2 separate regions of the Homo sapiens genome follow, and region 2 is linked to region 1. A link is a loop called in an ENCODE intact Hi-C map of the cell type or tissue named here. Cell type or tissue: A673. All regions are shown on one strand. Links, peaks and the distances in the headings refer to the core of each region. The heading gives the core; the rest is flanking DNA. Region 1 overlaps DLGAP4 (DLG associated protein 4). Region 2 overlaps TGIF2 (TGFB induced factor homeobox 2).

Region 1 (15,949 bases), core at 4,015-12,014:
TCTGCTCTCCAGAGACGTCCTACGCGTCCTCTCCACCTCCTTACCCTGAGGTGATGACTCTGCTCCCATCTGCCTCACCTCACCTCTCCTCAGACATGGCCTTTCTCCTGTCACTGTGGAGAAGCTATCTGTTCTCTACTTGGGCACTAATTCGATTCCTTCTCACCTAAGGATAACCCCAACAGTTGCCTGTTTTCTCTCCAGCATAATAAGCTCCCTTTCTCTAACAAGGTCATTCTCAGCAACATATAAACATGCTTATATTGCTCCATTAAAAAAACAAAACAAGGACAGGCGCGGTGGCTCATGCCTGTAATCCTAACACTGTGGGAGGCTGAGATGGGGGGATTGTTTAAACCCAGGAGTTTGAGACCAGCCTAGGCAACAAAGCGAGATTGCATCTCTATAAAAAAGAAATTTTTAATTAGGCAGGTGTGGTGGTGCACCCCTGTGTTCCCAGCTACTTGGGAGGCTGGGGTGGGAGGATCAGTGGAGCCCAGGAGTTCAAGGCTGCATTGAGCTGAGATCACACCACTGCACTTCAGCCTGGGTGACAAAGTGAGACCCTATCTCAAAACAACAGCAACAACAACGAAACAGCTGTCTCCTTTGACCCTACATCCCTCCATTTCTCTGCTTCCTTGTACAGGAAAATCCATGCATGTGGTCTCCAATTACTCTCCTGTTTTCTCTTCTCTTAATCCTCCTCCTCTCAGGCTACCTTACCCATGCTTCTGCCATCACAATTCCACCAAAATGGCCCTTTATGTATCTAATGACCTCTGCCTTTCTAGATCTGGCTTGGTGAGCCCTTCAGCTGCCTTTGACACTGGATTCTCCCTTGAGAACGTTGTTCAGGTGGCTTCCAATTGCTCTTCCTTTGATCTTGCTGTTTATTCCTCCCTTTCCACCGCTAAGTGTTCATGTCTCTGGGATCAGTCTTTAGACAGCTTGTCTTCTCTACTTATTAGGCATTCTCATCTTATTCATCTTAATCTATACTCTGGTGACTCCCAGATAGAATCTTCAAACTGGACCTATCCCCAGACTCATATATCCAACTGCCTGCTTGACTTCTCTATTCTGATGTCTAACAAAGCATATCAAATTTAACATGTTCCAAACCAAACTCCTGACTTTCCCCCAGATCGACATTTCCTATAGTTTTCCCCATTTCAGTGGCAATGCCATCCTCTTCTTCACTCAGACTCCAAGCCATGTTTGGCTCCCTTACTCTTACCCATATCTAATCTGTCGAGAAATCCTGTTCTATCTTCAAGATATATCCACAGTCTGATTCCTCCATTAAAGTCTCTCTTACACAGATTGTTAAATCCTCCTAACTCATCTCCCAGCTTCCATTTGTGTGCCAATGGAAGGTACACAGAGGTTCTCATTTGGATAGAGAAGCCAGATTAATTCTTTTTTTTTTTTTTTTTTTTTTTTTGAGACGGAGTCTCGCTCTGTCGCCCAGGCCGGATTGCGGACTGCAGTGGCGCAATCTCGGCTCACTGCAAGCTCCGCTTCCCGGGTTCACGCCATTCTCCTGCCTCAGCCTCCCGAGTAGCTGGGACTACAGGCGCCCGCCACCGCGCCCGGCTAATTTTTTGTATTTTTAGTAGAGACGGGGTTTCACCTTGTTAGCCAGGATGGTCTCGATCTCCTGACCTCATGATCCACCCGCCTCGGCCTCCCAAAGTGCTGGGATTACAGGCGTGAGCCACCGCGCCCGGCCCAGATTAATTCTTTAAAAAAGTATGTCAAGTTGCAGCACTCAGAACTGATGAGCTCTTCTTGGAGTAAAACCAAGCCTTTAATAATGGCCTCTGATGGGCAGATGACTTGAGTTCAGGAGTTCAAGACCAGCCTGGGCAACTTGGTAAAACTCCCAGCCAGGTGCGGCGGGCCTGTGGTCCGAGCTACTTGGGAGGCTGAGGTGGGAGGATTGCTTGAGCCTGGCAGGTGGAGGTTACAGTCAGCCAAAATTGCGCCGCTGCACTCCAGCCTGGGTGAAAGAGTGAGACCCCATCTCAAAAAAAAAAAAAAAAAAAAAAAAAAAAAAAAAAAAAAGGGCCTCTGAGACCCCTGTGATCTGAGATGCCCCCAGTCTGACTTCATCTCCCATCCCTCTCCTCTGGCTCATGGCTGCAGCCCACTGGTGGCTTCCCTCAGCCTTGCGCATGTCAAGCACTTGCCCATCAGTCAGGTGCTGCTCCCTCTGCCTGAAAAGTTCTTCTCCCCAGATCTCTACAGACTTCCTCTCTCCCTCTCTTCAGGTTTCTGCTCACAGGTCACCTGGCCAGGGATGCCCTCCCTGACCACCCTGAATGCAACAGCAACACCGACCCTGCCTGTGCAGTGGACACTATACTGCTCTTACCCTTCCTGGTTATTTGTTACTGCTCACCTGGTTACTGCTTACCACATTTGGTTATTTGGTATCCCTTCCCATGAGGGGAGGGATTTTGTTTTGTTCACTGCGACATCCCCAGAAGCTACAACAGTACCTGGCATAAGGTAGGTACTCAATAAATATTCACTGAGTGAATGACGGTCAGGACAAGGTAGAGATATGGACCTATTATTCCACACTGTCCTGAAGCACCTTGCCATACAGTTGGACAAGATATCAATAAGATCAGAGAGACAAGGGGCCAGGCATGGTGGCTCACGCCTGTAATCCCAGCACTTTGGGAGGCTGCGGTGGGCGGATCACGAGGTCAGGAGATCAAGACCATCCTGGCTAACACGGTGAAACTCCATCTCTATTAAAATTACAAAAAATTAGCTGGGCGAGGTGGTGGGCACCTGTAGTCCCAGCTACTTGGGAGGCTGAGGCAGGAGAATGGCATGAATCCGGGAGGTGGAGCTTGCAGTGAGCCGAGATCACGCCACTGCACTCTAGCCTGGGCAACAGAGCAAGACTCTCTCTCAAAAAAAAAAAAAAAAAAAAATCAGAGAGACAAAATTGGCATTCTTAGCAAACAATATAATCATTTATGATGCAAATCCAAGAGAACCATGTTGGATTCTCTTGGTTGCCGGACACAAGATCAACATACAAGGATTAAACATTTCTACCTACTAGCTGTGACTAATTAGACTATGCATTTTTTTTTTTTTTTTTGAGACAGGGTCTCCCTCTGTCGCCCAGGCTGGAGCGCGGTGGCATGATCTCGGCTCACCGCAACCTCCACCTCCCGGGTTCAAGTGATTCTCCTGCCTCAGCCTCAGAAGTAGCCGAGATTACAGGTGCCCACGATGACACCCAGCTGATTTTTGTATTTTTAGTAGAGATGGGGTTTCACCATGTTGGCCAGGCTGGTCTCGAGCTCCTGACCTCAAATGATCTGCCTACCTCGGCCTTCCAAAGTGCTGGGATTATAGGAGTGAGCCACTGCACCCGGCCGCAAATATTTTTTAAATGATCAATTTCACAAAACTCAACAAAAACTACTAGAAAGTACTAAGGAATAAATCTAATAAAAATATGCAGGAGGCCAGGTGCAGTGGCTCATGGGTGTAATCCCAGCACTTTGGGAGGCTAAAGCAGGAGGACTGCTTGAGCCCAGGAGTTCAAGACCAGCCTGGACAACATAGTGAGACCCCATCTCTACAAAAAAATCTCAAAGTTAGCTGAGCATGGTGGTACACACCTGTAGCCTCAGCTACTTGGAAAGCTGAGGCAGGAGGATCACCTGAGCCCAGGAGGCTGAGGCTGTAATGAGCCAAGATCATGCCATTGTGCTCCAGCCTCAGTGACAGAGTGAGACCTTTTCTCAAAAAATTAAATTAAATGAAAATTAAAATATGAAAGACCTTCATAGAGAAATTACTCAAACTTGGATAGAAGGATATAATAGGATTCTTGAATAAATGGAGTGATAAAGTTGACTTATAGTTGAGAAGATTCAATATTTTAGTTATCAGTTCTTCCCCAATTAATCTATAAGCTTACTCTACTTCCAGTTTTCATCCCAACAGAATTTTTCTGAGGAACTTGATATACAAATTCTATAATTTATATTGGAAGAATGAAGATACAAGAATAGTTTTTCTTTCTGCACAAAAAGGATAAAGAAGGAGCACTCACCAGATACCAAGGCGTGCTACAAAGCCATGGTAATTGAAAGTTATATTAATACAGCTGGGCACGGTGGCTCACTCCTGTAATCCCAGCACTTTGGGAGGCCGAGGTGGGTGGATCACTTGAGGTCAGGAATTCCAAACCAGCCTGGCCAACATGGTGAAACCCCATCTCTACTAGAAATACAAAAATTAGCCAGGTGTCAGCTGGGCGCAGTGGCTCACACCTGTAATCCTAGGACTTTGGGAGGCCGAGGCAGGCGGATCACTTGAGGTCAGGAATTCCAAACCAGCCTGGCCAACACGGTGAAACCCCATCTCTAGTAGAAATACAAAAATTAGCCAGGAGTCAGCCAGGCTCAGTGGCTCTCACCTGTAATCCCAGCACTTTGGGAGGCCGAGGCAGGTGGGTCAGCTGAGGTCAGGAGTTTGAGACCAGCTTGGCCAACATGGCGAAACCTCATTTCTACTAAAAATACAAAAAATTAGCCAGGTGTGGTTGCATGCACCTGTAGTCCCAGCTACTCAGGAGGCTGAGGCAGGAGAATCGCTTGAACCCGGGAAGCAGAGGTTGCAGTGAGCTGAGATCATGCCACTGCACTTCAGATGGGGTGCCAGAGTGAGACTCGCCAAAAAAATAAAATTAAATAACAAATAAATGAAAATAGTTGTATTAACATAGAAGCAGCCAAAAGAGGAACAGAACAGAGCCCAGAAACATACCCCTGCGTAAGTATGGAATCTGCATCACTAAACACTGAAGAAAGAAAGAGACTTCAGGCCAGGCGCGGTGGCTCATGCCTGTAATCCCAGCACTTTGGGAGGCTGAGGCAGGCGGATCACTTGAGGTCAGGAGTTCGAGACCAGCCTGACCAACACTAAAAATACAAAATTAGTGGGGCGTGGTGGCGCATGCCTGTAATCCCAGCTGCTCAGGAGGCTGGGACAAGAGAATCGCTTGAACCCGGGAGGCAGAGGTTGCAGTGATCTGAGATCACGCTATTGCACTCCAGCCTGGGCAACAAGAGCAAAACTCTGTCTCAAAAAAAAAAAAAGACAAGCAATAATGTGGCAGAAAATATTCGTCATATTATAATAGGCACAGTGTAACTATCCATATATATAAAGAACTACAAATTGATTTTTAAAGTACTTTTTGTTTTTTTGAGACAGGGTCTCACTCTGTTGTCCAGGCTGCAGTGCAGTGGCACAATCATACCTCACTATAGCCTTACTCTCCCACACTCGAGCAATCCTCTCACCTTAGTCTCCTGAGTAACTGGGACTACAGGTGTACACCACAATGCTCAGCTAATTTATTATTATTATTATTTATTTATTTTTTGAGATGGAGTCTAGCTCTGTCACCCAGGCTGGAGTACAGTGGTGTGATCTCGGCTCAGTGCAACCTCTGCCTCCTGGGTTCAAGCGATTCTCCTGCCTCAGCCTCCCGAGTAGCTGGGATTACAGGCGCCTGCCACCACGCCCGGCTAATTTTTGTATTTTCAGTAGAGACGGGGTTTCACTGTGTTGGCCAGGCTGGTCTCAAACTCCTGATCTCAGGTGATCCTCCCGCCTCGGCCTCCCAAAGTGCTGGGATTATAAGCATGAGCCACTGCGCCTGGCCAATTGTTTATTTTTAAATTTTCATTTGTAGTAGACATGAGGTCTCACTACGTTGTCCAGGCTAGTTTTGAACTCCTGAACTCAAGCAATCTTCCCACGTCAGCCTCCCAAAGTGCTGGGATTAAAGGCATGAGCCACCATGCCCAGACAATTTGAAAAATACTGAGAATCCAATAGAAGAATGAATAGAGTATACAAGTAATTCACAGAAGTTTAAATGGCCAATATAAATAAAATTAAAATATGCACAGCTTCTCTAGTAACCAAGTAAATGTGAAATAAATCAACTGGTTTTAATTTTTCACTTACCAAGTAAGTGATTTAAAGTCCAACAAGATCAAGTATCAGTAAGTATACTAGGGAAATGGCAACTTTCAAACACTTGGTGTAAGGATAAACTGATATAACCTCTTTGGAGAGCAATCAGACAGCATTTATTAAAATATGTGTTTCCTCCCATCCAGTGATTCTGTCCAAGGTAAGTACTCCAGAGAAGTTCTCCCACCTCATGGCAGAGAGACATGCACCAGAGTGTTGATGAAACGCTGAAAACACCAAAATGGCCCCAGTGCAGTGGCTCACGCCTATAATCCCAGCACTTTGGGAGGCCAAGGCAGGCGGATCACCTGAGGTCGGGAGTTCAAGACCAGCCTGACCAATATGGAGAAACCTCATCTCTACTAAAAATACAAAAAATTAGCTGGGCGTGGTGGCACATGCCTGTAATCCCAGCTACTTGGGAGGCTGAGGCAGGAGAATTGCTTGAACCCGGGAGGTGGAGGTTGCGGTGAGCCGAGATCGCGCCATTGCACTCCAGACTAGGTAACGAGAGAAACTCCATCTCAAAAAAAAAAAAAAAAAAAAAAAGAACCCTGAAACATCAGTAGGAAAATGGTCAAAGGGAATGTAGTATATGTGTATGAATTTAACAGAAATGAACTAGATCTCTATGTATCAAAGTAGACAGAGTGTTCAAGACATAGCGTTCAATATAAAATTGTTCTTTTTACTGCAGCTTAACAGTGGATGTAACTGCTTCTTTGCTGTGGCAGATTGTATTTTCTGAAGGCCCCAACAGTCTCTCCTGTCCCTCCTCCTCTTCTGAAACCTTGATACTTCCCTATGAAGAGGTAGGGTCTAATACTTCCCTCCTTCAACCTGAAGCCCCGCCTTGGGCTTGTGACTTGCTTGTAACCAGTCAAATACAGTGGAAGAGTTACTACGTGACTTCCAGGGCTAGGTCAGAAAAGGATGCAGCCTCAGGGTTCAACACACACTTGGGCCTGGAGCCACCATGCAAGAAGGCTGCCATGCTGCGAGGGAGCAAAGGCACGTGGAGGGACATACACAGGGGCTGTGGCTGGCAGTCCTGGCCTTTGAGTCATCCTTGTTTAAGTGCCAGGCACACACGTTAACTACCTTTAGGTAATTCCATACCTCAGGTGTCATGTCACCCCAAGCCCTTGAGCCTTCCCATCTGAAGCCCCAGGCTGTATGGAGAAGAAACAAGATGTTCCTGCCACGCTCTTTCTGAACTGCTGACATACAGAATCTGTGACCATAATAAAATGGTTGTTTTGTGCCATTAGGTTTGGCGTGACTTGTTATGCCCTTCCTGCTTCTGTGTCTTTGCTCCCTCCATCTGGAATGCCTTTCCTCTCCCCCAGCCTGTAGATATTCTCTGAGGCCCAGCTACGAATGGTATCTCCTTGGTGGAGTTCCTCACAGATTTAAGAGGGGTGACCTTAAAACTTGTGGCCACGGCTGGGTGTGGTGGCTCACACCTGTAATCCCAGCATTTTGGGAGGGCGAGGTGGGCAGATCACTTGAGGTCAGGAGTTCAAGACCAGCCTGGCCAACATGGTGAAACCCTGTCTCTACTAAAAATACAAAAATTAGCTGGACGTGGTGGCATGTGCCTGTAATCCCAGCTACTCAGGAGGCTGAGGCACGAGAATCACTTGCACCCAGGAGGCGGAGGTTGTGGTGAGCCGAAATTGTACCACTGCACTCCAGCCTGGGCAACAGAGTGCGACTCTGTCTCACAAAAACAAAACAAAACAAAACAAAAAAAAAACAACTTTTGTGCCCACAAGTCAGGGCCTTGAGTGGATGTACAGAATTTAATCAGAGAGCCTTGCAATTTCAATGAAGAGTATCATTCTTAAGAGACAGGAAACATTATTCACAACGGCCAAAAGGTAGATGCAATCCACCTATCCATTGGCAAATGAATAGATACATAAAATGTAGTCTCTACATACAATAGAATATTACTCAGCCTTAACAAGGGAGGGAATTGTGACACATGCTATGGATGAACCTTGAAGACATTATGCAAAGTGAAATACGCCAGTCACAGAAGAACAAATGCTGCATGGTTCCACTTACATGAAGTAGCTAGAATAGTCAAACTCATAGAGACAAAGTAGAGTGGTGGCTGCCAGTGGCTGGGGGTAGGAGGGAATGGGGAGTTAGTGTTTAATGGGTACAGAATTTCAGCTGGGGAAGACAAAACAAGTTCTAGAGATGGACGGTGGTGATGGTTATACAACAGTGTGAATTTAATGCCACAGACTGTAAACTTGGTTGAAATGGTAATTTTCATGTTATATATATTTAACCACAATTCAGAAAAATAAATTATCTGAAAAGAACATTGTCAAGTTTAAAGTTCTTCAGGTTTAGACAAGAGGGCAATGCAAAATTCAGTCAATACAGGCAGCCACCTGGGTGGGTGGGCACTGCTGAGTTCCCTGACCTATGTATTTTGGATAAGGGACATGAGCTATGTGACTCCATCTGTCTGTAAGTTACAGTAACTGATACAGGGCTATGAAAAGGGCCCCCTCTAGAGTTCATGTTCAACTGCAGGAGTTCTGGTGTGGTTATCCAGAAACATCATAAAAGACCTCTTCCCTCCCAGGTAGACAGGAAGGTAATACCAATATCGTTTGGTATGACATAATTTCCTTTGCAGGTAAACATCTTCTTGCTCTAGAAATAACTAGAATTAAGTATAGTAAAGGAAAGTTAAAGGGAATCAAATCCACAGAATCACCCTATTGGCATGAAGCAATCTGTGCACCCTGCCCCAGGCTTACTGTCTCAATCTGTGCTCAATACAGCAGCTACTAGCCACATGTCGTTAGTAAGCACCTGAAATGTTGCTTGTCTGAATTAAGATGTGCTGTAAGAGTAAAATATACACTAAGTTTTAAAGACTTACTATGAAAAGGAATATAAGATATTGCAATAGTTTTATATTGAATATATGGTGAAATACAGCTGACCCTTGAACAACACAGGTTTGCACTGCAAAGATCTACTTATGTATCAATTTTCTTCCCATCTGCCACCCCTGAGACAGCAGGACCAACATTCCTCCTCTTCCCCATTCCTCTTCCTCAGTGTACTCAATGTGGAGACAAGGAGGAAGACCTTTATGACGATCCACTTCTGCTTAATGAACAGTAAGTATATTTTCTCTTCCTTATGATTTTTTCCTTTTGAGACAGGGTCTCACTCTGTCACCCAGGCTGGAGTGCAGTGGCCCAATCTTGGCTCACTGCAGCCTCGACCTCCTGGGCTCAAGTGATCCTCCCCGCTTGTCAGCCTCCCGAATAGCTGGAATGACAGGCACATGCCATCATGCCTGGCTAATTTTTATATTTTCGATAGAGATGGGGGTCTCGCTATGTTGACCAGGCTGGTCTTGAACTCCTGGGCTCAAGAGATCCTCTCGCCTTGGCCTCGAAAAGTGCTGGGATTACAGGCATGAGCCACCACACCCAGCCTAAAACCACTATTCTAAGAAGGGGTCCATAGAAAGCCTACTTAAAACAAGCCCTACCCACACAAAACTGCCAGTCAGCTTCTCAGTGCCTCAACTGTTTATCTTAAATTTTTATTAATATATGCTCATAATTTAAAAAAATAAGTGGAGACACAAGCAACAAAAGGAAAAAATGGACTTCATCAAAACTAAGAACCTTTGTGCGTCAGCCAGGCGTGGTGGCTCATGCTTGTAATCCCAGCACTTTGGGAGGCCAAGGCAGGCAGATCATGAGGTCAGGAGTTCGAGACTACCCTGGCTAGCATGGTGAAACCCCGTCTCTACTAAAAATACAAAAAATTAGCCAGGCATGGTGGCACGCACATGTAATTCCAGCTACTCAGGAGGCTGAGGCAGGAGAATTGCCTGAACCCAGCAGGCGGAGGTTGCAGTGAGCCAAGATCACGTCACGGCACTCCAGTCTGGGCAACAGAGCGAGACTCCGTCTCAAAAAAAAAAAAAAAGAACCTGTGTGCATCAAAAGTCACCAGGAAGAAAGTGAAAAGACAGTCTCCAGAATGGGAGAAAGTATCTGCAAATCATATATATGATGAGGGTCTAGCACCCATAATATATAAAGGACTTACAACTCAGTAACAAAAAGACAAACCACCCAATTAAAAAATGGGCGAAGGCCTTAGCCATTTCTTCCAAGAAGACATAAAAATGACCAACAGACACATGAAAAGATGCTCAATATCATAAGGGAAATACAAATCAAAATGACAATGAGATATTACTTCATCTACTTCATGGCCGTTAGGATGGCTAGAATTTTTTTAAAAGACAGAAGATAACAGGTGTTGGTGAAGATGTGGAGAAACTGGAACCTTCGTGCTTTGCTGGTAGGAATGTAAAATGGTATAGCTTCTATGGAAAGCAGTTCAGCCATTCCTCAAAAAGTTAAACATAGCGTTACCAGATAACTTAGCAATTTCACTCCCCAAAGAATTAAAAACAGGTACTCAAACACGCCAGTCTTCATAGCTGCATTACTCACAATAGCCAAAAGGTGGAAACAACCCAAGTGCCCAGCAACAGATGAACAAAATGTGGTATATATTGTACACATAATGGAATACTAGTCAGCCATAAAAATGAAAATGCTGTAACATGGATGAACCTTCAAAACATGCCAAACACAAAAGGACGAGGAAAATTCGCAGACACAGCAAGTAGAGGATACCAGCGGCTAGGCAGAGGGGATAATGGGGAATTACTGTTTAATAGGTAGATTCTATGTTTTAGATGAAAGTTTTGGAAATAGATGGTTGTGATGGTAGTGCAATATTGTGAATATAATTAATGCCACTGAATTGCACACTTAAAAACAGTTAAAAGGTAAACTTTATGTTATATATATTTTACAACAAAAAAAGGAAAACAAAAATCGAAGTTTGACCTAGCATTTCTACTCCAAAAGAAATGAATATACATCCATAAAAAACTTGTACATGAATATTCTAGCAGTATTATTCATAATAGCCAAAAAGTACAAACAACCCAAATGTCCATCAACAGAAGAATGGATAAATAAAATGTAGTGTGAAATGAAATATTATTCAGCAACAAAACGGAATGAAATACTGGCATATGCTACAACATGGATGAACCTCAAAAACATGCCAAGTGAAAGCCAGACACAAAAGGCCAAATATGGGGCCGGGTGCAGTGGCTCACGCCTGTAATCCCAGCACTTTGCACTTTGGGAGGCTGAGGTGGGCGGATCATGAGGTCAGGAGATTGAGACCATCCAGGCTAATATGGTGAAACCCCGTCTCTACCAAAAATACAAAAAATTACCCGGGCGTGGTTGGCAGGCGCCTGTAGTTCCAGCTACTGGGGAGGCTGAGGCAGGAGAATGGCGTGAACCTAGGAGGCGGAGCTTGCAGTGAGCCAAGATCGCGCCACTGCACTCCAGCCTGGAAGACAGAGCGAGACTCCGTCTCAAAAAAAAAAAAAAAAAAAAAAAAAAGGCCATATATGGTATGATTCTGTTTATATGAAATGTCCAGAATAGGCAAATCCAGAGACAGAAAGATTAGAGGTTGCCTAAGGCTGTGGGAGCGGCTCCTAATGAGCAGAGAGCATCTTTTTGGGGCAATGAACATGTTCTTAAAATAAACAGTAGTGATGGTTGCACCACACTGTGAATACACTAAGTGCCATTGTGAGTTTACTAAATGTGTACTTTAAAAGGGTGAATTTTGTGGTATGTGAATTATATCTCAGTAAAGCCATCACAGGGCAGAAGAAAAAGAGAAAAGAAAAAGAAAACCTTCGAGGAAGTCCAACAAAAAACATGAGGAAGAAAAGGTGAGAGCCTGAGGATCCACACAGCAGGTACAGCAACTAACTGACAGAAATTCTAGAGCCAGACAACAGAACAAATAGAAGTGAGAAAATTACTTTTAAAAATTAATACAAGGTGGCCAGGCATGGTGGCTCATGCCTGTAATCTCAGCATTCTGGGAAGCCAAGCCGGGCGGATTATCTGAGGTCAGGAGTTTGAGACCAGCCTGGCCAACACAGTGAAACCCCATCTCTACTAAAAATACAAAAAATTAGCTGGGCATGGTGGCACACACCTGTAATCCCAGCTACTCGGGAGGCTGAGGCAGGAGAATCACTTGAACCCAGGAGGTGGAGGTTGCAGTGAGCTGAGATCACACCACTGCACTCCAGCCTGGGCGACAGAGCAAGACTGTCTCAAAAAAATAAAAATAAAAAAAATGATGGTGCCTTTAAGATTCTGAGGGAAAATTATTTTTAACTTCATTTTTATATTTATATAGAAATTGTTGTCCGGGTGTGGTGGCTCACGTCTGTAATCCCAGCACTTTGGGAGGCCAACCCAAGAGGATGGCTTGAGCCCAGGAGTTTGAGACCAGCCTAGGCAACGCAGGGAGACCTTGTCCCTACAAAAAAATTTAAAAATTAGCTGGGCATGGTGGCACTCTGTGGTAGTCCTTTGCTACTCAGGAAGCTGAGGTGAGAGGATTACTTCGGCCCAGGAGTTTGAGGCTGCAGTGAGCTATGCTTATGCCACTGCACTTCCAACCTGGATGACAGAGTGAGGCCATGTCTCTTAAAAAATTTTTTTAAAATTTAGCAAATGGAGTGTATTTTTTAAATGTGGCAACAGGGCAAACAATTCGTTTTAGGAAAAACAAAATGTAAAAAGAAGAAAACGCAATAATAATATACTGTTAGGCTCTGCAATAAACAATATTTACATACTCATAGTAAACAGAAACACTGATTACTATTTATCATAAACTGTGATGTACACAGAGGGTGGGAGAAAGGGAGACAGAGGTTGTGTGAGAGCTAAACACTCATCTATGCCAATGGTAACAGGAAATTAATAGAAATGATGATTAATTTTAAAGAGGAAATATAATCAGTCACATTTTTTAAAAGATATATGAAGACAAATACCAGAATATACAGCTAGTAAAAACTGAAAGTGGGGAAAGGCCCAGGTAGGGCGGTGGGCTGGATGTTTTCTCTTAGAAGCCTTTTAATGCTCTCTGATCCTTGTCTCTGTTTTGATTTTTTAAAATACTATTATTGTAAAAAGTTACTAGGTACTTTCCTCACAACAGTTCCCCTGCACTAGTGGGTGTGACATCAAAGCGGGGAACTGGCCTAGAGGACAGTGAAAACAATGACTCTGATGAGTCTTCTGCATCATCAAAGGCTGCTGTCCTCAGGGCCCCCTCCATCATGTATGGGATGTGTGTCAAACCATTTGGACACTCTGAAGACCTGTCCTTCCTGAGTGTGGAGGAGTAGCTCAATGGGAACCAGAGCCACAGGTGAACCAGGTGGGTGCAGGTCAACAGCCTGGAGCTTCCCAGGACCTGCCTTCCACCACCCAACCCCCCTCCAACCACCTGTGAATCTAGGCTCCCTACACGTGTCTAGCACTTTCTTGAACTAATTTCTCAAGGGAATTTTTGGAAATTGGCATGATATAGGTAGAAACTTAAGTAGAAAATAAAAGCATAACTTCTTCACACCCTATTGAGACCCAGTTGGATCCCTGGTGCTTGGCACACAGGAAGCACTCAGTAAGAAGCTGTTGGCTGAGTGTGGTGGCTCACGCCTGTAATCCCAGCACTCTGGGAGGCAGAGGCAGGTGGATCACCTGAGGTCAGGAGTTCGAGACCAGCCTGGCCAACATGGTGAAACCCCGTCTCTACTAAAAATACAAAAATCAGCCAGGTGTGGTGGCACGTGCCTGTAGTCCCAGCTACTCAGGAGGCTGAGGCAGGAGAATTGCTTGAACTTGGGAGGCAGAGGTTTACAGTGAGCTGATATCGAGCCACTGCACTCCAGCCTGGGTGATGGAGCAAGACTCCGTCTCAAAAAAAAAAAAAAAAAAGTTGTTGAAGGCATAATTAGGCTCCCACTTTTCTCTGTGTCTGACAGGTCATCAGGCCCTTCACATGCACGACCACATTCAATCCTTACAACATGCTCATATAGTGAGCAGAGGATTAGCTCCATTTTACAGATGAGGAAATGGGGGCTCGGAGTAACCTGACCAAGGTTACTTCACTAGTAAGGGAGGAGCTGGGATTCAAACCCAGGTGTGGGTGGCCTCACAGCCTGCACAACAAACAGCTATCACCAGCAACCCTTTCTGGAAAGAGGTTTGGTTAAATAGGTGGATGGATGGAAGAATGCGAAGAAAGTAAGAAGGGAGCTCAAAAACTAGCCCAAGAAGAGAACCTAAGAGACCCCCACTCAGAAGTTCGGAAGCTGCTGGCCACCAGCTGAAACCAGCTGCCAACACCTTCTACCCTTGCCCAAGGACCATCCATGTGGCACCCACCTTCTTCAGAGAGGTTGTTCTCTTTGGTCTCCTTGTCCATCTGGCAGCACCAGCCTTCCAGCCGCTCTGTTTCTGCCTGCAGTAGCTTTAGGAACCAGTAGCCGTCTCGGCGGCAGGCCCCTGGCTGTGCCGGCTCTGCTGGGGAGCTGGAGGAGGTCTCGAGCCAGGGGTCGGGTGGGGGCAGCGAGGACGCCTCTAGGGCAGGGTCGCTGTTGTCTCCATAGGAGAGGTTGCGCTTGATCTGGGCAATCTTGGGGGCCTGCCGGGGACCGGCATCGATGCTGATGGAGTTGGGGTGAGGGGTACAGTCCGGGAGGCTCCTCTCAGATGACTTACAGCTTGAGTCATTGGCATCCTGGGTATCCGAGTCTGTGTCCCGTCGGGAGGACATACTGTGAGAGGGGACGCTGCTTCTGTGGGTAGGGGGTGGATGGGGTGGGGACAGGAAGGAGTGAGTCACCAAGAGGGCCAGAGACCAGAGGCCGCCTTGACCCGGACACACGGGAGACAGAGAAACGGATGCATCATCTGCTCACCATGCGCCTGAAGCGGGTCCCACAGCCCCCATCTCATTCTTGGCTCAGCCCTTGCCCCATCCCGCCCAAGCCCACACGCACACACACACGAGGACAAGGTCATAAGGTTGCCTGTTTACTGCAGTGGGGCCAGGAAGACCACCAGCATCAGGGCAGCTGACGCCATGTCCTGGCCCAGCCATGGCCCCCGTGGGTGACTGGTCTCACAGAGCAAATGCTCATCTGTCCACCCGCCCGCCCCTGCCCAGCCTCCCATGCCTGGGCCACCACCCGCAACCCAAACCCAGCTTGGTTATTAGAAATCCAGCAAGGAGAAGTGGGTTAGGGAGAGCAGGAGAGGTGAGAGCGGAGGGAGGGAGAGGAGAGGGGAGAAGCAGCCGCCACCTCTGTCCGACTTACCGCCAGTCGTCCTCTACCTGAACCCCGATGGACTGGAATTTGGTAGCGGGACTGGGCTCCTCTTTTGGCACTGGCTGAATGCAGTCAACCTTATTGAAGGACAACGACAGCAACGGCACGGAGACAAAGACAAAAATAAAAAACAAACACCACACTTGCTGCTGAAATTCACATTAGTGGGACGACGCAAACGGACGTGTGGACAGACAGACACGAGGCATGCGGACACTGCACGTGGGCCCGAGGCCGGACCAGGTTAAGCCGGGCACTGCTCATTCGCGTGGAGGCGGGCAGGCGGGCGGGCGGGCAGGTGGGCGGGAGGTGGGATGGGGTGGAGATGACTGGCTTTCCCTACTCTGAGGAGGGTGCCATCACATCGATCGCTTTGGGTCCGTTGTCCTCCGAGAGGTGGGAACCGTTCCTTCTAGTCCTCTCCTTCACACGCATCAGAGAGAAAAAAAAAAAAGGACGACGAAAGAGAAAGAAAACACACACACACACACAAAGCCACAGCCGTTATCTGGTGTAGTTGAAGCTGGCGGCTGTCTTGAGGCAAAGATCACTCCCTGAACCCTGTGGCAGAAACCTGGAGGGCAGGCCAGAGGCGCCTGCACTAAGGGCAAA
Region 2 (8,000 bases), core at 1-8,000, 79 kb before region 1:
GCCTGGGTGACAGCGTGAGACCTTGTCTCAAAGAAAAAAAAAGTCGGTCGAGCGTGGTGGCTCACGCCTGTAATCCCAGCATTTTGGGAGGCCGAGGTGGGCAGATCACGAGGTCAGGAGTTTGAGACCAGCCTGGCCAACATAGTGAAACCCCGTCTCTACTAAAAATACAAAAATTAGCCGGGTGTGGTGGCACGCGCCTGTAGTCCCAGCTACTTGGGGGGCTGAGGCAGGAGAACTGCTTGAACCCGGGAGGCAGAGGTTGCAGTGAGCCATGACCACGCCATTGCACTCCAGCGTGGGTAACAGAGTGAGACTCCGTCTTAAAAAAAAAAAAAAAAGTCAAGTTAGAGCTTCTCACCTTCCTGCTGCTCTTCAAGGCTTCTTGCTCATTCAAATATTATTTGAGTGCCTGGTATATTGGGCCCAGTTCTCAGTGCTGGGATGCCTTTGTGAATTAAACAGACATGCACTCCACCCTGTGGAGCTTATAGTGCACCTAGTCATGGAGACTGACTATTAACCATTAGGTGAATAACCACCAACAAGCCCCCAACAGAAACAAGAATAAAGGGGGCATTATAAAGATAAGAGAAACTCCCATAGCTAAGGGTTCTGGAAGGCTGAGACATAAGGATTAGAAGAGCTAGCCATACAGAAAGCTAAGAATGTTCTAGACAATTCCAAGGAAAGGCCCTGGCCGTGGGGTTCTCATCTGCCCTCCTTCACCTCTATGGTCCTCCAATGCAACTGAACTGAGGCAGGAAAGGGTTGGCTTAAGGAACCGGTGAATGGTAGCTGATGAGCTCAGAGGTGGACAGGGCTGACAACCAGGCCAGAGCACCATGGAAAACCATTAAGTGGTCTAAACGGTGGCTTGACTGAAATTTCACACTCTAGGTCCTTCTTCTGGTCCTGTCTTTTCTCCTAACCTAGCTAACTGCAGCTGCATCTATTCCACAGGTGACTCAAAGACAGCACCAGGCTGTCGGGCTGGAAGGCTCATAGGCAGGGCAGAGCCAGAAGCTTCTGTGGCCCTTCTCTCCCATTCCATTCCAGCCAGGAGGGGCCCTGGCTCTGGGGTCCTTATTTGCCCCTCTTCACCACTATGGTGCTCCAATGCACACACATACCAACAGGCTTCAGTGGACGCTGGTTGAGCTGAATCCTGACTAGAGCTGTGGGAAAACCCTAAAGAGAGGAAGGGCTTAGCAGGGTGTGGTGGCATGTGCCTGTAGTCTCAGCTACTCAGGAGGCTGAGAGAACTGCTTGAACCCACAAGGCAGAGGTTGCGGTGAGTCAAAATTGCGCCACTGCACTCCAGCCTGCGCGACAAAGCAAGACTCCATCTCAAAAAAAAAAAAAAAAAAAAAAAAAAAAGAAGGAAGGGCTCAACAGCTAGGTGGGATGAAGGAAGGGAACAAACTTACTCAAACACCTTTGATAGCAGTATCATGCCAGCCACCTCACTTGCATTATGTTTAATCTGCATACAAGCCTGGAGGGTAGAGGGCAGTGTCCCCAAAGTACTAGAGAGAACTGAGCTCAATGAGAAGAAAGCTCTTGTCCAGTCACACATCTTCCCAGTGCAGAGCTGGGATTTAAAACCAGGCCTCCTGGCTTTAGGGCCTCCACTGCTTTGCTGTGCTTTTTTTTTTTTTTTTTAAAGACAGGGTCTCACTCTGTCACCCAGGCTGGAGTGCAGTGGTGGAATCACAGTTCACTGTAGCCTTGACCTCCTGGGTTTAGGTAATTCTCCCACCTCAGCCTCCCGAGTAGCTGGGACCACAGACATGTGCCACCATGCCCAGGTACTTTTTTTTTGGTATTTTTTGTAGAGATGGGGTTTCCCCATGTTGGCCAGGCTGGTGTCAAACTCCTGAACTCAAATGATCTGCTCACCTCAGCCTCCCAAAGTGTTGGGATTACAGGTGTGAGCCACCACGCCTGGCCTCAGGCACTATTCACATTTCATATCTAATTATTCATTCAATCTCAGCCTATCACACAGGTTATATGATGATCTCCCTTGAAGAAACAGATCGGAGAGGTTCAGAAACTTGTTGAAGGTCACAAGTGCAAAAGCTGGGTTTGATCCAGACAGCCTGGTTCTGGGCAGCCACCCCACTGCCAGCTGAAGAGTGAGAGGGAGTCTTCCTTGCACAGGAGCAGTGCCTGTGTCCTTCTCTCCCTCCCTCCCACAGCTGCCTCCTCCCATACCTGTGCTGCAGGAGTACACTGCCCCTCTCCACCTCAGCCCTGGATGCAGGGGAAAAATGGGCAGGTCACAGTGACCTGGGTCAAGCAAAGTAAGGAGTGTTGTTGAGCAGGCAGCCTCATGGAGGGCAGTCTGGGCATTTCTCAGCATCTGTGTGGGCACCTAGCCCCTAAAGGCACTTCCCACTTTGGCTGAGGGTTCAAGAACAGAAAAACACCCCTCCACACACTCCCCCACAAGACTGTCCTGTCCAGATCACTTGGCAGCCTAGCATCTGTCTGTTTTGTCTTCTTAGCCCAGAAAAATGCACAGCTGAGGGGCTGGGCAAGGCAACGCGGGGGGACTGAGTGGCTGCCAGTGCCCCTTCTGCAGCCCTTCCAGCTGCCCAGCCTGTGCCTAAGTCAGGAAAAGAACCTGTGACTTGTCTCCACTCAAGGTCCTTGGGGAGATGGTAGGAAGAAGGTCAAAGTGAACTCTGTGATGTATATGGCAAAACACAGGCTGGGAACCGGAAAGCCGGTCTCTACCATAAAACAGGGCTCTATCTGAGAGGCTGCTGAGGAACAAGGGAGGAATCACTGTGGCAAATGGGGGTGGGAGGAACACCAGGAGGCTGACAAAGGCTGTGATGCTGGGAGCAGCAGCTAATGAATGCAGGCAGAAACCCTCTCATTTTTGTGTCAAGGAAGCAAAGGCACTGAGGCGCCTTTCCCAAACATCATGGTACCACCATTCACACTGAGACTACCATATCCAGGTGCTCTTGAAGGCAGCTCTCTGTATTAGAATCACCTTAGGGGAGATTTTTTTTTTTGGGGGGGGGGAAATGGAGTCTCACTTCTTTGCCCAGGCTGGAGTGCAATGGTGCGATCTCAGTTCACTGCAACCTCCGCCTCTCGGGTTCAAGCAGTTCTCCTGCCTCAGCCTCCCAAGTACCTGGGATTACAGGCACACGACAACATGCCCAAGTAATTTTTGTATTTTTAATAGAGACAGGGTTTCACCGTGTTGGCCAGGCTGGTCTCAAACTCCTGACCTCAAGTGATCTGCCCGCTTTGGCCTCCCAAAGTGCTGGGATTACAGGCAGAGCAACCACACCCAGCCTGGGAGAGATTTTTAAAAACTGTTAGTGATTTCCCCCTCTGCTTTATTGATCTAGTGGGGGTGAGGGGTGGAGTTGGCAATGTGTTTTCAGACCAGCTACCCAGAAAGTCTGGCCGCCCAGGCTTAGGAACCAATGGTTTAGCCTACTGGTTACTTGTCCTTGCAGGCCAAGCCCTTTATTTAAGCCAAAAAGCTTACACAGAAGTTCAAAAAACATACACACAGATGAAAGGCCTTGAGATGGGGAAAAATAGAAGTTGCCTGTGGGAGGAATCAGAGGGCAGCTAGCTTTGGAGCCAGAGGAGAGCAGCTCCTACATCCCTGGCTGCCCTGGGGGCTAGGCCAGGACACTCCTCCCCCACAGCTGACCACTACAGCCTCTGCACCAGGTTCCTTTCTCACCCAACAGCCCTCGCCAGGGGGACTGCTGCCCCTGCCCCGGTATGGGCTTTGGGAAGGCTTCCCTCAGGAAACTGCATATGAAAGGAGTCCTGACAGCCAGGAAGTAATGGGAAGGTACCCATTCTACCACTGTATACCCAGCACAGAGTCCCGGGCCTGGCACGTGGTATATCCCCAACCATTGTTACAGTAAAGGATTGGGGCCCAGAACCCTGCCAGGTAGCCACAGATCTAGTCCAACCAATAAATTGGGCTTAGAGGATGTCGAAGGGACCTGTGAAAATCCTTTACAAACTACTTTTTTCCCTAACCCTCCCAACTGCCTAGCCCCAGGCAAGTACCAGCAAACCAGTTAGTTGAGTCATTGACTTGCTAATGAATCGCTCCTGGGAGGGTTAAAGGAGACAATCAAAAGAGATGTCCCCAGGGAGAGATAAAACAAGCTTGGCAAAATGTTGATACTTGTTCAAGCCGAGTGACTGGTGCTGGTGGTTGATTATTATATTCTCTTACTTTTGTGGAGTTTTTTTTTTTTTTTTTTTTTTTAAAGACAGAGTCCCGTTCTGTAGACCAGGCTGGAGTGCAGTGGCATGATCTTGGCTCCCTGCAACCTCCACCACCCCCGGGTTCAAGTGATTCTCCTGCTTCAGCCTCCCGAATAGCTGGGACTATTTTTAGTAGAGACGGGGTTTCACCACATTGGTCAGACTGGTCTACAACTCCTGGCCTCAAGTGATACACCCGCTTCAGCCTCCCAAAGTGTTGGGATTACAGGCGTGAGACACTGTGCCTAGCTTTTTTCTCTTTTTTTTTGAGATGGAGTTTCACTCTTGTTGCCCAGGCTGGAGTGCAATGGCAGGATCTCGCTCACGGCAATCTCCACCTCCTAGGTTCAAAAGTGATTCTCCTGCCTCAGCCTCCTGAGTAGCTGGGAGTACAAGCATGCGCCACCATGCCCAGCTAATTGTCTATTTTTTAGTAGAGATGGGGTTTCTCCGTGTTGGTCAGGCTGGTCCCAAACTTCCAACCCCAGGTGATCCGTTTGCCTCGGCCTCCCAAAGTGCTGGAATTATAGGTGTGAGCCACTGTGCCCAGCCTGCGTTCAGCTTTTATAGATATTCTTAAATGTCCTTAATGGAAAATGAAATTTAAAAAATTAAATACAGGAGGCCGGGAGCAGTGGCTCACGCCTGTAATCCCAGCACTTTGGGAGGCTGAAGTGAGACCACCTGAGGTCGGGAGTTCGAGACCAGCCTGGCCAAAATGGTGAAACCCTGTCTTTACTAAAACTACAAAAATTAGCTCAGCCTGGTGGCAGGTGCCTGTAATCCCAGCTACTCGGGAGGCTGGGGCAGGAGAATTGCTTGAACCTGGGCAGCAGAAGTTGCAGTGAACTGAGATTGCGCCACTGCACTCCAGCCTGGGCGACAGAGTGACTCCGTCTCAAAAAAAAAAAAAATTAATTAATAAATACAGGAAAAAATGATGCTCCCAGGCTTTAGGCTATTTTTCATGATTAGGAGCCATTACATTTCCTTACTTCTGAGGTCCTGCCTGTTGACCCTTCCACCACTTTATAGCCCTTTTCTGCCACTTCAACATTATTTACTGAGCACCTACCTACCAGATACCAAGCACTATGCTACACTAGGGCTGTAACTGTGAACACTAGGTCAGTGCTCTCCACACCTCTAGAATTTGGTGCAGTCTAAAAGCAATTACAGTTTAGTGTCCCAGTGCTGTGACCTCATCTATCTGCTGTGAGAGCATACAGCTCCTTTAGGGACTGGGAGCCTCCTGGTCAGGGGTGGGAGGAAAATGGTCTGGGGAGGTGGATCAATGTAGTGGGAATGTAGGGGACCAGGGTTGAGGTTCAAGATGTAGACACGGGCCGGTGATGTCATTAGGCTGGCAAAAGCCATTGAATTTTTTTTTCTTTTTTTTTGAGATGGACTCTTGCTCTGTTGCCCAGGCAGGAGTGCAATGGTGCAATCACAACTCACTACAACCTCTGCCTCCCGAGTTCAAGCAATTCTCTTGCCTCAGCCTCCTAAGTAGCTGGGATTACAGGTACCTGCAACCACGCCCAGCTAGTTTTTTTTTCTTTTCTTTTTTGAGACAGAGTCTCAGTCTGTTGCCCCGGCTGGAGTGCGGTGGCTCAGTCTCGGCTCATTCCAACTTCCGTTTCCCAGGTTCAAGCAATTATCCTGCCTCAGTCTCCCAAGTAGCTGGGATTACAGGCACACAGCACCACACCTGGTTAATTTTTGTATTTTTAGTAGAGACGGGGTTTCGCCATGTTGGCCAGGCTGGCCTCAAACTCCTGACCTCAGGTGACCCACCCGCCTCAACCTCCCAAAGTGCTGGGATTATAGGCATGAGCCACTGCGCCCAGCCTAATTTTTTTTATTTTTAGTAGGACAAGGTTTCACCAAGTTGGCCAGGTAGGTCTCCAACTCCTTACCTCAGGTAATCCACCCGCCTTGGCCTCCCAAAGTGCTGGGATTACAGGCATAAGCCACAGTGCCCAGCCTTTTTTTTTTTTTTCTTTTTAGAGATAGGGTCTTGCTCTGTCACCTAGGCTGGAGGGCAGTGGCATGATCATAGCTCACTGTAGCCTTGAACTCCTGGGCTCAAGAAAGTCTCCCATCCTAGCCTCCCAAAGTGCTGGGATTACAGGTATGAGTTACCCTGCCAGACCACTGAAGGTTTTTTTTGTTTGTTTGTTTGTTTTTTTTTTTTGAGACAGTTTTGCTGTTGCCCAGGCTGGAGTGCAGTGGTGCGATCTCACTGCAGTCTCGTCCTCCTGGTTCAAGTGACTCTTGTACCTTAGCCTCCTGAGTAGCAGGGGTTACAGGCATGTACCACCATGCCCGGCTATTTTTGTATTTTTAGTATTGAAGAAGTTAACCATGTTAACCAGGCTGGCCTCAAAACACCTGGCCTGGCCTCAAGCGAACTGCCTGCCTCAGCCTCCCAAAGTGCTGGAATTACAGGCACGAACCACCATGCCTGGCCTGAAGGGTTTTAAGTTGGGGAGTGATAAATGATTGTGATCAGATAATGATGGTTTAGATGAGGGTAGGAAAGAAGCCAAAACCCTGAAATATTTAAGGGGTATTTGTACAGGAGCTGGTAATTGACCAAATGAGCTGAGGGCAATGAACTAACTGGGAGGAGTTACCAGACAGGTGTGCAGCTGGGGCTGACATGGGATTCATGGTCAGTTTCCATCAAGGAGGGCTGGGTGGTCCCCACTGCTCTTAACTCTCGGCATGACTCTAGAGCAGGTGGCCACCACGGGTCCCCTCCCTCCAGGGGATGCCCAGTTTCCTTTCCTTACATTTACATTTCTCCAGGTGGGACCTGTGGATGTGTCACCTTGAGGGGTTCGCCAGTTCTCTAGAAGGATGTTTGGCTTTGGGTTTCCATTTTCATCACCAGTAGGAGCATCGGGGCCTAAGACCATCCAGATCTACTCTGCTGAGTCTGTGCCTTTGCCACACCACATCCTGCAGTGCAGTCAGCAAAGCACCACCCACCATTTTCAGTTAACACAGTCAGGTGGAATGTCACGGTTTTTACATTTATCTACTTTGGAAACAGTTTGATTTTAAGGTTAGGTATAAGAACAAAAGCAAAAAGAAGTGGTTTTTTTTTTATATATATACCCAGTTTTATGTTTTACCTAAGTGATATGATAAAAATGATTCAGGTTAACATCTTGCGGGGAGATGGGTCCATGAAAAATGTTTTCTTTATTTTTTTATTTTTTGAGACCGAGTTTCGCTCTTGTGGCCCAGGTGGAGTGTAATGGCATGATCTTGGCTCACCGCAACCTCCGCCTCCCGGGTTCAAAAGTGATTCTCCTGCCTCAGCCTCCTGAGTAGCTGAGAGTACAGGCATGAGCCACCACGTCTGGCTAACTTTGTATTTTTAGGAGAGATGGGGTTTCACCATGTTGGTCAGGCTGGTCTTGAACTCCTGACCTCAGGTGATCCGCCCGCATCGGCCTCGCAAAGTATTGGGATTACAGGCATGAGCCACCATTCCCGGCCGAAAAATGTTTTCTTTAAAAAGATGGGCCAGGCATGGTGGCTCACGCCTGTAATCCCAGCACTTTGGGAGGCTGAGGTGGACGGATTACTTGAGGCCAGGAGTACAAGACCAGCCTGGCTAGCATAGTGAAGCCCTGTCTCTACTTAAAATACAAAAATTAGCTGGGCGTAGGGGCATGCACCTGTAATCCCAGCTACTCAGGAGGCTGAGGCAGGAG

Evidence for each region. A loop is a pair of places that touch in the nucleus more often than their neighbours do. Peaks named below come from ENCODE experiments on the same cell type or tissue, not always from the same donor. Only the 100,000 strongest peaks of a DNase experiment are listed, where the experiment ranks them.
Region 2: it touches region 1 in a loop (2.6-fold over the local background); 3 of 110 quality-filtered maps call a loop at or near these places.

What each region holds. Positions count from the first base shown.
Region 1 is chr20:36,499,053-36,515,001 of GRCh38, reverse strand. DLGAP4 (DLG associated protein 4) reads right to left here. Exons shown (of 13, transcript NM_001365621.2): 9 at 15,326-15,414; 10 at 14,391-14,803. It overlaps DLGAP4-AS1 (DLGAP4 antisense RNA 1), which reads left to right. Exons shown (of 5, transcript NR_109939.1): 3 at 3,970-4,122; 4 at 6,177-6,190; 5 at 6,728-7,300. Among named protein-coding and RNA genes, the nearest start is that of MYL9, 34 kb to the left of the region's middle. In A673, for the core only: CTCF peaks have their summits at 8,378 and 8,579; no DNase peak of the experiment used is centred there.
Region 2 is chr20:36,581,736-36,589,735 of GRCh38, reverse strand. The region is part of intron 2 of TGIF2 (TGFB induced factor homeobox 2); the gene reads right to left. All of the region lies in intron 2 of TGIF2-RAB5IF (TGIF2-RAB5IF readthrough), which reads right to left. Among named protein-coding and RNA genes, the nearest start is that of TGIF2-RAB5IF, 11 kb to the right of the region's middle. RefSeq lists enhancers at 1-405, 3,269-4,258. In A673, for the core only: no CTCF peak of the experiment used is centred there; a DNase peak (open chromatin) is centred at 4,125; H3K27ac peaks cover 599 bases.